3 separate regions of the Homo sapiens genome follow, and regions 1 and 3 are each linked to region 2. Evidence: chromatin contacts called from ENCODE Hi-C or POLR2A ChIA-PET data. All regions are on one chromosome and are shown on one strand. Each heading gives the region's core, a stretch centred on a gene start or an enhancer-like site at or near the end of the contact. The rest is flanking DNA. Distances are from core to core; before and after follow the strand shown. Region 1 overlaps TLE5 (TLE family member 5, transcriptional modulator). Region 2 holds the start of SMIM24 (small integral membrane protein 24). Region 3 holds the start of GNA11 (G protein subunit alpha 11).

Region 1 (2,784 bases), core at 71-2,570, 420 kb after region 2:
ATGACGCCCTCATGGGGGCTTTGAGAAACGCCCCACAGCTCATCCTTCCCGGGAGGGCCTGTAGGAAGCTCTGGTGTCAGCCACCCGGACTGGCCAGGTGGAGTGGGAGAAATGGTGTGTTTTGTCCCAGCTAAAGAAAAAAGGCTGTTAGGAAGGACTAAGAGGGAGCTGAGGGGTCTGCCTGGGAAGTCCAGGCCCCCCATGAAGCTAGGGTCCCCTTGGGAAGTCCAGCCGGGAGCCGCCTTGCAGCCCCAGACCCTCTCAGCCTCTTTGTACGTTCTATTTGGGTCTGGAAAATTTTCCCCTGTGGTTGAGAGCTTGGGCTGCTGCTTGGCTGTGTGACCTTGAGCCAGTTCCTCACCCTCTCTGGGTGTCCACTGTGTCATCTATAAAAGGAGCGTGACAATGACGTTGCGGGCCTCGTCGGGACCGTGAGAGGTGAAGGCTCGTGAGACTCTCAGAGCTAGCGTTACCGTGCCCCCTCTAACTTCTGTTGTTCCTATAATGTTACTATAATGTTGCTTATTTCCCCCCAACCAGATCTGCAAGGGTGGTTTCATCACCCCCTTCTTACAGTCAGGGGCCCTGATGCTCTCCCCTCCCCGCAGCATCACAGAGAGCTCAACTCTTACCAACTTCCCTGCCCCTCAATTCAATGTCCTCAGCCCCTATGAAAGTTTACGGCTTCATTGACCAGGCACGGTGGGTGGCTCATATCTGTAACCCCAAGCACTTTGGGAGGCCGAGGAAGGAGGATTGCTTGAGCCCAGGAGTTTTTGAGACCAGCCTGGGCAACATAGGGAGACCCCCGTCTCAATTTAAAAAAAAAATTATTGCTTGACCCTCTGAGAATTGGCTGATCTTGCCCTTACAGGGGACTTGGAGCCTCAGTTTCCTCCCCTGGATAACGGAGGGTGGGGGGCTCCCGCCCAGCCGCCACTAACCACCCCATCTCCCCCCTGTGCCTCCTCAGCCTCAAGCTCGAATGTGACAAGTTGGCCAGTGAGAAGTCAGAGATGCAGCGTCACTATGTGATGGTAACGTCACTCCGCCCCCAGGTCCAGTGTTGGGGGCGGGCGACAGGGCCCTCCACATCCCCTCCACCACGGGCAGCTGCTCCCTCAACCCCGGCCACCTCCCCTGGGAAGCGCGAGGATCGGGGCCTGTTCTCCATTCAGCCGGCCCCTGCTGGGCTGAGCCTGCCTCGCTAGCCTGGCAGATGGCCGAGGCAGTGGCCGAGGTGCCAAACCGCCGGGTTGCAGACCGGCCCTGCCAGGTCCCCCGGCTGTCCTTGGCAGCGGAGGAGGGAGGAGAGGGAGGCTCACCGGCTGTGAAAGCCAACAGCCAGGAACTGACGTGGGGGAGCAGCCGAGTCCCTCCCCACCGCCAAGGTCCCAGCGTCCACACGCTTAACCCCTTTGGGCCCGAGCTCAAAGAAGAAGCCTGTGGGAGGGGGTCTGAGCCCTACCCATTTCGGGGGGCTGATGTGTGACACTGCATTGCTGCTGCCAGAACCACTTGCTCGGTTTTGTAACTGCCAGGTGACGATTTCTGCATCAAAAATCCCCTCCCTTACCCACCCTTGGCCTGGCCCTCGAGCAGCGATGCTGGGGTCTCAGCCCAGTACCCAAATCTCCCAGACTGTGGGGGAGGCAGAGCCAGACCCTGACCCTCCCAGCCAGAAGAATAGGGCTGGGGTCAGAGAGAGGGACCTAGGACCTGCCTGAGGAAGACTATATGGAGAAATGGGGCACACAGCTGGGGTCTTGCAGGATGAGTAGGAGTTCACCAGACAGAGACAGAGAAACTACGTGAAGGCCTGGGAATGAACTTGGTTTTCCCCCAGGGGTGACAGGGAGCCATGGGAGGGTTTAGAGCAGGGGAGGGGCAGGGTGAGATCTGGGGCTTGGGGTGGGGGTAGCTGCTGGCCCCAGAGCCAGCAGGCTTTGTTTACCCCTCACTGTTTATACCTAGGCAGGCAAACTTCCCTGGCGTCTGGGCCCACCCGCAGACAAGACATAGAAAGATACAAGATTAGGAGCCCTGGAATGCGTGTTCTCGCGGTGCACATGGAGTGGGGGAGGAGCCAGGCCAGGGCTAGGGACCTAAAGTGCCCCCAGTCTCCATCCGCAGCCCCAGCGGCCCCCTGCCCCTCTCCAGGGCGGGCTGGGATGCTGGGTGTGGGCGTCTCTCCCTCCTCTTTCCCTCCCACCTGCCTCTCCTTTCTTTCCTGCCCTCAGCTGTCTCTTGCTGTCTCCCCCCTTTGTCTGTCTCTGCCACTCCCCTATCTCTTTGTCTCCGTGTCCCCCCATCCTTCCCCACCCCCATCTCCCGCTCCCCCTCTCTCTCCCCCATACAGTACTACGAGATGTCCTACGGCTTGAACATCGAGATGCACAAACAGGTACGCCCATCTCCTCCTCCTCCTCCTCCTCCTCCTCCTTCCCCCTCCTCCCCCCACCTCCAGCCCCGCCTTGGGCACCCCCAGGCAGGTAGCGGCCGGCCCTCGGCTGGGCACCAAGCCAGCCCGGTTATCCTGTTACCTCCTAAGCCCTCCCCAAGCTCCCGCTCTCCTCCCCCCCGCCCCGCCTCTTTTTCAGGCCTCCCTGGGAGTGTTTCTCCCGGTGGTGGGGAGGGGCAGAGACCTTCCCCACAGCCTACGGCCCCCAGCCCTCCCTACATTCGCACAAGCGCTTACTACCTGCCAGGGGCCTGAGTGGCCGACCCCCGAGGAATGTGCAGTCTGGCCTCATCCTGCACTTACCTCACTCTAAGCTGCAGGCG
Region 2 (3,215 bases), core at 633-3,132:
CGCCAAGGTCTCAGAGCACAGAGTGCTTTTCTCAGAAAAAGCCCAGACAACTGACTGACTTTGGAGGGCAGGATCTCCAAGGCGGGTCCTGCCCCCACCCCCTCTGCTGGGCTCCCCTACCTCCAAATCTTCTCCAGCCCCCGCCTCGGCTGCTGGGTTTGCTTGTCTCTGGGGGGTGGTCCTGACTTCCTAATCAGATCGAGAGCTCCCAGACAGCACCAAGGCCTCCTTCTCTTCCAAGCCCTGCACAAGACGGGATACACAGTCAGAGTTTAATAGATGCCTGCCTGGCTGGTTCAAGCAGACCTGTGGCCATCCTGGGGCTGGGATGTGTGAGCCCCATCCTGCTGAGTGGCCGGTCTGCTCAGCGGTCATCCGCAGACCTCCGGAAGAGAGGAAGTGACAGCGACTCAGCAGGCGCTCCATAAACACCTGTGCGATGACGCCGGGCCTTCCTACCACTCGTCTGGGCCATGGCTGCTCCCGTGTCAGCTGGGGCGGGGTCCCCCTTCGCCCGGGCAGGGCCCACTATCTAATCAGCCGAGGGACCAAGGTTGAGGACAGGAGAGCCTGGAGCCTGAGTCATCAACGCTCCCGGGCATCCCCACGTGAGAGCGTCCCGGTTTGCAGGTGGACCACGGGCATGTGGCCTCTGCACACCTTCCCTGTCCCTGTGTGCTCCCATGGCTGCTTGTGGGTCCTCAGGGGCCAAGAGCCTGGGCGAGGCAGGATAAGCTGGGGGCGAGGCAGACCCGGCTTCAAATCCCAGGTCAGACCTGCTGCGTGACCTTGACTTTCCTGGGCACAATGAGACCGGCACCATTTCACGGGGTGTTAAGAAAAGGAAATGCGATCTGTGAAATTGCCGAGCACGGAGCCTCATGTGTACTCTGAGAGCACAAAAGGTGACTCTCAAATTTGCTTTGAGAGACAAGGTCTTGTTCTGTTGCCCAGGCTGGAGTGCGGTGGTGCATGCAGTGGTGCAGTCGTAGCTCGCTGCAGCCTCGAACTCCTGGGCTCAAGCGATCCTCTCACCTCAGTCTCTTTGAGTAGCTGAGACTACAGGTGCAGGCCACCATGCTCAGCTAAGTTTTACATTTTTTATTTTAGAGACGGGAGGAGGTTGGTCTGGAACTCCTGGCCTCAAGCGATTCTCCCGCCTTAGCCTCCCAGAGTGCTGGGATTACAGGCGTGAGACACTGTACCCAGCCTTGGTAACTCTTTGTATTTCTAATTTTTTTTATTTCCTTTGAGACAGGGTCTTCCTCTGTCACCCAGGCTGGAGTGCGGTGGTGCGGCCATAACTGGCTGCAGCCTCAAACTCCTGGGCTCAAGTGATCCTCCCACTTCAGCACACCCTAGTAGCTGGGCCTGCAGGTGCCCGCCGCGCCTGGCTAATTTTTCTATTTTTGTAGAGGTAGGGCTTGACTAAGTTGCCCAGGTTAGGCTCAAGGATCTGCCCGCGTTGGCCTCTCAATGTAGTGGGATTACAGGTGTGAGGCACTGGGTGGGCGCACCCTTCTTAAGATATTCCAGTTGTATTTGTGAGTTCCCCCTGTGTCCAGAGTGGCACGGGGCCTGGGCCGGGACGGGAGGTCGCAGCCATCTCAGCTCAGCCCCTGCAGCAGGGATCACAAAGGGGTGGCCCTGAGGCTGATGGTCCCCAGGGCAGGGTGCAGGGAGGAGGGACTCCCTCAGTTAATTGTTACACAGGTCCAGAGTCTGGCCTCCCGGAGGGAGAGCGATGGGGCAGGAGCTGGCAGGGGAGGGGCAGGATGCCCAATCAGGTGGTGCCAGGGGCGGGCCCCGCTCCCAGGTCTCAGGCATCCCCCGCCCGGGGACCGCCTGTGCCTTATCACGGGGAGGCAGGGCCTCGCCCACACCAAACCTGTGGACGCCGACCCGGGACCGCCGCTGGCTGGCTGCTGGCTCACTCGACCGTCATGGAGACCCTGGGGGCCCTTCTGGTGCTGGAGTTTCTGCTCCTCTCCCCGGTGGAGGCCCAGCAGGGTAGGTGCAGGGGGGCGGGAGGGGGCGTCGCGGGATAGGGGAGTTGGTCAGGTGATCACCATCTCCCAATTTTCCATGGCGAGAAAAAGGAGAGGGGGCAGGAAGAAAAGGAAGAGTGGCTTGGAGGCCCTTCTCAACCCCCGCAGTACCGCCCGGCCTCCCTCTCGCTGGGCTCTGCCCTCCTCTGTAAGGGACCCCCCACCGCCCACCCGAGCCTTTCCCCTCTCCAGCCCTTCTGAGCACACCTGGCTGAACCCCCCGCCTTGAGCTCGGCCCCACTCTGAGCTCGGGCCTCCTTTACAAGCCCCTCCCCATCTGAGTCCCCGCCTCTTTTGTGAACCGCTCCTTCTCACTCCTCCTCCTTTATAAACCCCTCCCCGAGCCCCTCCTCCTCTGTAAGCCCCTCCCCTCTGGGCTCCTCCTTCTTTATAAGCCCCTCCCCCTGAGCCTCTGCCTCCTCTATAAGCCCCTCTCCCTCTGAGCCCCCTAGTTCACAAGCCTCTCCCCATCCGAGCCCCTTCCTCCTTTGTAAGCACCTCCTTCTCACTCTCCCTCCTTTATAAACCCCTCCCCGAGTCCCTCCTCCTCTGTAAGCCCCTCCCCTCTGAGCTCCTCCTTCTTTATAAGCCCCTCCCCCTGAGCCTCTGCCTCCTCTACAAGCCCCTCCCACTCTGAGCCCCCTAGTTCACAAGCCCCTCCCCATCTGAGCCTCTTCCTCCTCTGTAAGCCCCTCCTTCTCACTCATCCTTTATAGACCCCTCCCTGAGCCCCTCGTCTGTTGTAAGCCCCTCCCCTCTGAGCTCCTCCTTCTTTATAAGCCCCTCCTCCTGAGCCTCTGCCGCCTTTATAAGCCCCTCCCACTCTGAGACCCTCTCCCCTTATAAGCACCTCCCCTCTGAGCTCCTCCTTTATAAGCCCCTCCCTCTAAGCCTCTGCCTCCTTTTATAAGCTCCCCCCAACAGCTCCTCTGTTGTAAGCCCCAACCCCCCAGACTCTTCTTTATAAGCCCTCCCCATCTGAGCCACCTCCTCCTTCATAAGCCCCTCCCCTGAGCTTGTTCTCCTTTATAAACCCCACCCCTGAGCCACTCCTTTGTCATAAGCCCCGCCCTTCTGAGGTCCGCCTTTATAAGCCCCTCCCCCTGAGCCTCTGCCTGCATTATAAGCCCCGCCCCTTCTGAGCCCTCCTGATTTGTAAACTCCGTC
Region 3 (2,958 bases), core at 271-2,770, 390 kb after region 2:
GCCTTGGGGAGAAGGAGGTTCACCAGCAAACCTTCTCCAGGACGGTGGGGAGGAGCCGGCAGGTGGGGGGCTGCTCTCAACGAGGACTCAGCGTGGCTCCCACCAGGACTCTAAGGAAGGGGGCGGGGGAGGCTGCCGAGATAGCTGCTTGGGACAACAAGCAAAGGCTCCCTCAGGTGTCAACCGCCCCACCCTCAGCTGAGCGGAACCCTGAGGAGAGGAAAGACTGTCTTTTTCCCACAGGGTGCATTCCAGCCAAGAGGAGTACGGGGTTTCCCGGAACAGGAAGGCAGGAGAATGGCCCTGAAGGGAATGTGGGGATAGGGGACACGGAGGAGTCTTCGGGGGGATGGGGGGGTGTACAGGGCCTGCATGGAGGGTACAGGGCCTGCATGGAGTGTACAGGGCTCTGCCTGGAGGGAAGGGTCAACGCGGGGCCCTGAGCAGTGAGGGGTGAGTGTGCCCTGTGGGTTACAGCCCAAAGGTCTGGCCCTGAAGGGGTAGCGAGGGGTGGGTACTCCGGTGGGGTAAGGTCAGAAGGTCCCTGTGCAGGGAGGGACTGGTCCCTTGAGAAGGAACAGAGGGCAAATCCTGAAGAGTCCTGGAGGCCCAATGTAGACAGCAGAAGCTGGGAGCTGACCTAGGAGTGATCGGGGGCCTGATCCAGACAGGACAGACACAGGCTGACACCGGAGAGTCCCAGGTGCCAACATGAACAGTTAAGGCAGGGGCTGACCCCAAAGAAATCAGGGGCCCGCAGCTGACCCCGGAGGGTCCCAGGTGCCGACCTAGACAGCAAAGGCAGGGCTGACCCCAGAGGGTCCCGAGCCGACCCAGACGACACAGGCAGGGCTGATCCCGGAGGGCCCCGCCCCGACCCGGACAGGCAGTGAAGGCACAGGCAGGGCTGACACTCGAGGGTCCCGCGACCCGGACAGGCAGGGAAGGCACAGGCAGGGCTGACCCCGGAGGGTCTCGCGACCCGGACGGCACAGGCAGGGCTGACCCCGGAGGGTCCCGGCCCGACCCGGACAGGCAGGGCAGGCACAGGCAGGGCAGGGCCCGCAGCCGGCAGGCCCGGGGGCCGCACTCACCGAGCAGCAGCAGCTTGAGCTCGCGCCGGGCGTCGCGCTTGTCCCGCCGCAGCTGCTTCTCGATCTCGGCGTTGATCCGCTTGGACTCCTTCACCTCATCGCTCAGGCAACACGCCATCATGGACTCCAGAGTCATCGTCCCGGCCCCGGCCGACGCGGCCGCCTGCCCGCCGCCGCCCCCCGGCCCCCGGCCCGGCCCTGGCCGGAGCCGCCTCGGCCGCCGCCCGCCGCGGCCCTCCGGCCTCGGCCACCGGCCCTCGGCCCCGGGCCGGCCCGCCCCGCCTCGGCCGCCGCCTGGCGAGCCGCCGGGTCCCCGCTCGGGCCGCGCCAGCCGCGGACTCCCGCGCGGCCGCACTCAGCCCGCGCCGCCGCCGCAGCCACCGCCAACCGCAGCCGCCGCAACCGAGCGACAGCGCCGGACAACCTAGCAGGCTGGGAGCGCAGCCCGCGACGGGCAGACGGTGCGGCCAATGGGAGGGGCCGGCGGCCAAGCGCGCCCACCATGGGGGCGGGACTAGCGGCCTGGGCGGGGCGTCGGCGGGCGCGAAAGGGGCGGGGCGGGGCGAGGGCGGGGGGCCCGCGGGTTTGGTTGCGCCGACGTGGGAAGGGGGACGCGCAGCCGGGAGCCGGGGCGGGGCCGCCCGGGATTGTGGGAATGTGGCGGACTCGGCCCGGCCAGGCTCGGCTCCGCTCGGCTCCGTTCGGCCCCGCTCGGTCCCGCTCGGCTCGGCCCAGGCGCGGTGGCGGAGGCGCGCACGCGGCCGCTGCGCTCTCTGGGTCTCCAGGTGCCTGGGCAGCAGTCGCTGCCCCCGGGAAGCGCCCTGACATTGCCTGACAGGAACCTTCACTCATCCATTAAAAAGCGTTAATGGAGGTCGGGCGCGGTGGCTCACGCCTGTAATCCCAGCACTTTGGAAGGCCGAGGCGGGCGGATCACCTGAGGTCTGGAGTTCGAGACCAGCCTGACCAACAGGGAGAAACGCCGTCTCTACTAAAACTACAAAATTAGCCCGGCGTGGTGGTGCACGCCCGTAATCCCAGCTACTCGGGAGGCTGAGGCAGGAGAATCACTTGAACCCAGGAGGCGGAGGTTGCAGTGAGCCGAGATCACGCCATTGCACTCCAGCCTGGGCAACAAGAACGAAACTCCGTCTCCAAAGAAAAAAAAAAAAAAAGAGGGCCGGGCGCGGTGGCTCACGCCTGTAATCCCAGCACTTTGGGAGGCCGAGGCGGGTGGATCACGAGGTCAGGAGATCGAGACTATCCTGGCTGACACGGTGAAACCCCGTCTCTACTAAAAATACAAAAAATTAGCCGGGCGTGGTGGCGGGCGCCTGTAGTCCCAGCTACTCGGGAGGCTGAGGCAGGAGAATGGCGTGAACCCGGGAGACGGAACTTGCAGTGAGCTGAGATCATGCCACTGCACTCCAGCCTGGGCGACAGAGCGAGACTCTGTCTCAAAAAAAAAAATTAAAAAGCGTTAATGGGACACCTACTGTGTATCAGGCATTAATGGGACACATTCTATATGCCAGGCACGGACCAGAGATTAATGGAGTGCCTGCTGTCCATCAGGTGTCAATCAGGCCTTACTGCAGTGCCTGCACCATTCCAGGCCAGGTATACGCATTCATGAAATGCCTACAGGATACCAGGCACTGCTGTAAGCCCGTTAAGCTAACCCTACCCAAGGGATATCTTTTTTTTCTTCTTCTTTTTTTGAGATGGAGTCTTGCTCTGTCGCCCAGGCTGGAGTGCAGGGGCGTGATCTAGGTTCATTGCACCCTCTGCCTCACAGGCTCTAGTGATTCTCCTGCCTCACCCTCCCAAGTAGCTGGGATTACAGGCGCGCCACCATGCCTGG

What was found. Hi-C counts contacts between places; a loop is a spot of excess contacts on that map. ChIA-PET counts read pairs that join two places held with the same protein, here RNA polymerase II (POLR2A). Pooled maps may share reads with other maps.
Region 1: POLR2A ChIA-PET joins it to region 2 with 12 read pairs in WTC11. The contact joins the enhancer-like site here to the promoter of SMIM24 in region 2. POLR2A ChIA-PET finds 5 or more read pairs at or near these places in 5 of 52 experiments (A673, H1, MCF 10A and 2 more).
Region 3: a loop to region 2 is called in a pooled map, with 2.9 times the contacts of the local background. The contact joins the promoter of GNA11 here to the promoter of SMIM24 in region 2. A Hi-C loop is called at or near these places in 1 of 50 pooled maps. POLR2A ChIA-PET finds 5 or more read pairs at or near these places in 2 of 52 experiments (HepG2 and activated CD4-positive, alpha-beta T cell).

What each region holds. Positions count from the first base shown.
Region 1 is chr19:3,055,932-3,058,715 of GRCh38, reverse strand. TLE5 (TLE family member 5, transcriptional modulator) reads left to right here. Exons shown (of 7, transcript NM_001130.6): 3 at 974-1,037; 4 at 2,360-2,404. Among named protein-coding and RNA genes, the nearest start is that of TLE5, 5.2 kb to the left of the region's middle. RefSeq lists enhancers at 154-718, 719-1,283. Within about 2 kb of position 1,320, at least 25 of the 41 ENCODE cell types and tissues checked have a DNase peak (open chromatin) inside an H3K27ac peak, as active enhancers do.
Region 2 is chr19:3,479,192-3,482,406 of GRCh38, reverse strand. SMIM24 (small integral membrane protein 24) reads left to right here and starts at 1,882. Exons shown (of 4, transcript NM_001136503.2): 1 at 1,882-2,010. The coding sequence starts at 1,944. It overlaps SMIM44 (small integral membrane protein 44), which reads left to right. Exons shown (of 2, transcript NM_001395954.1): 2 at 1-297.
Region 3 is chr19:3,092,924-3,095,881 of GRCh38, reverse strand. It overlaps GNA11 (G protein subunit alpha 11), which reads right to left and starts at 1,520. Exons shown (of 7, transcript NM_002067.5): 1 at 1,095-1,520. The coding sequence starts at 1,230. RefSeq lists enhancers at 1-727, 728-1,715 and silencers at 1,012-1,141, 1,462-1,581, 1,602-1,851.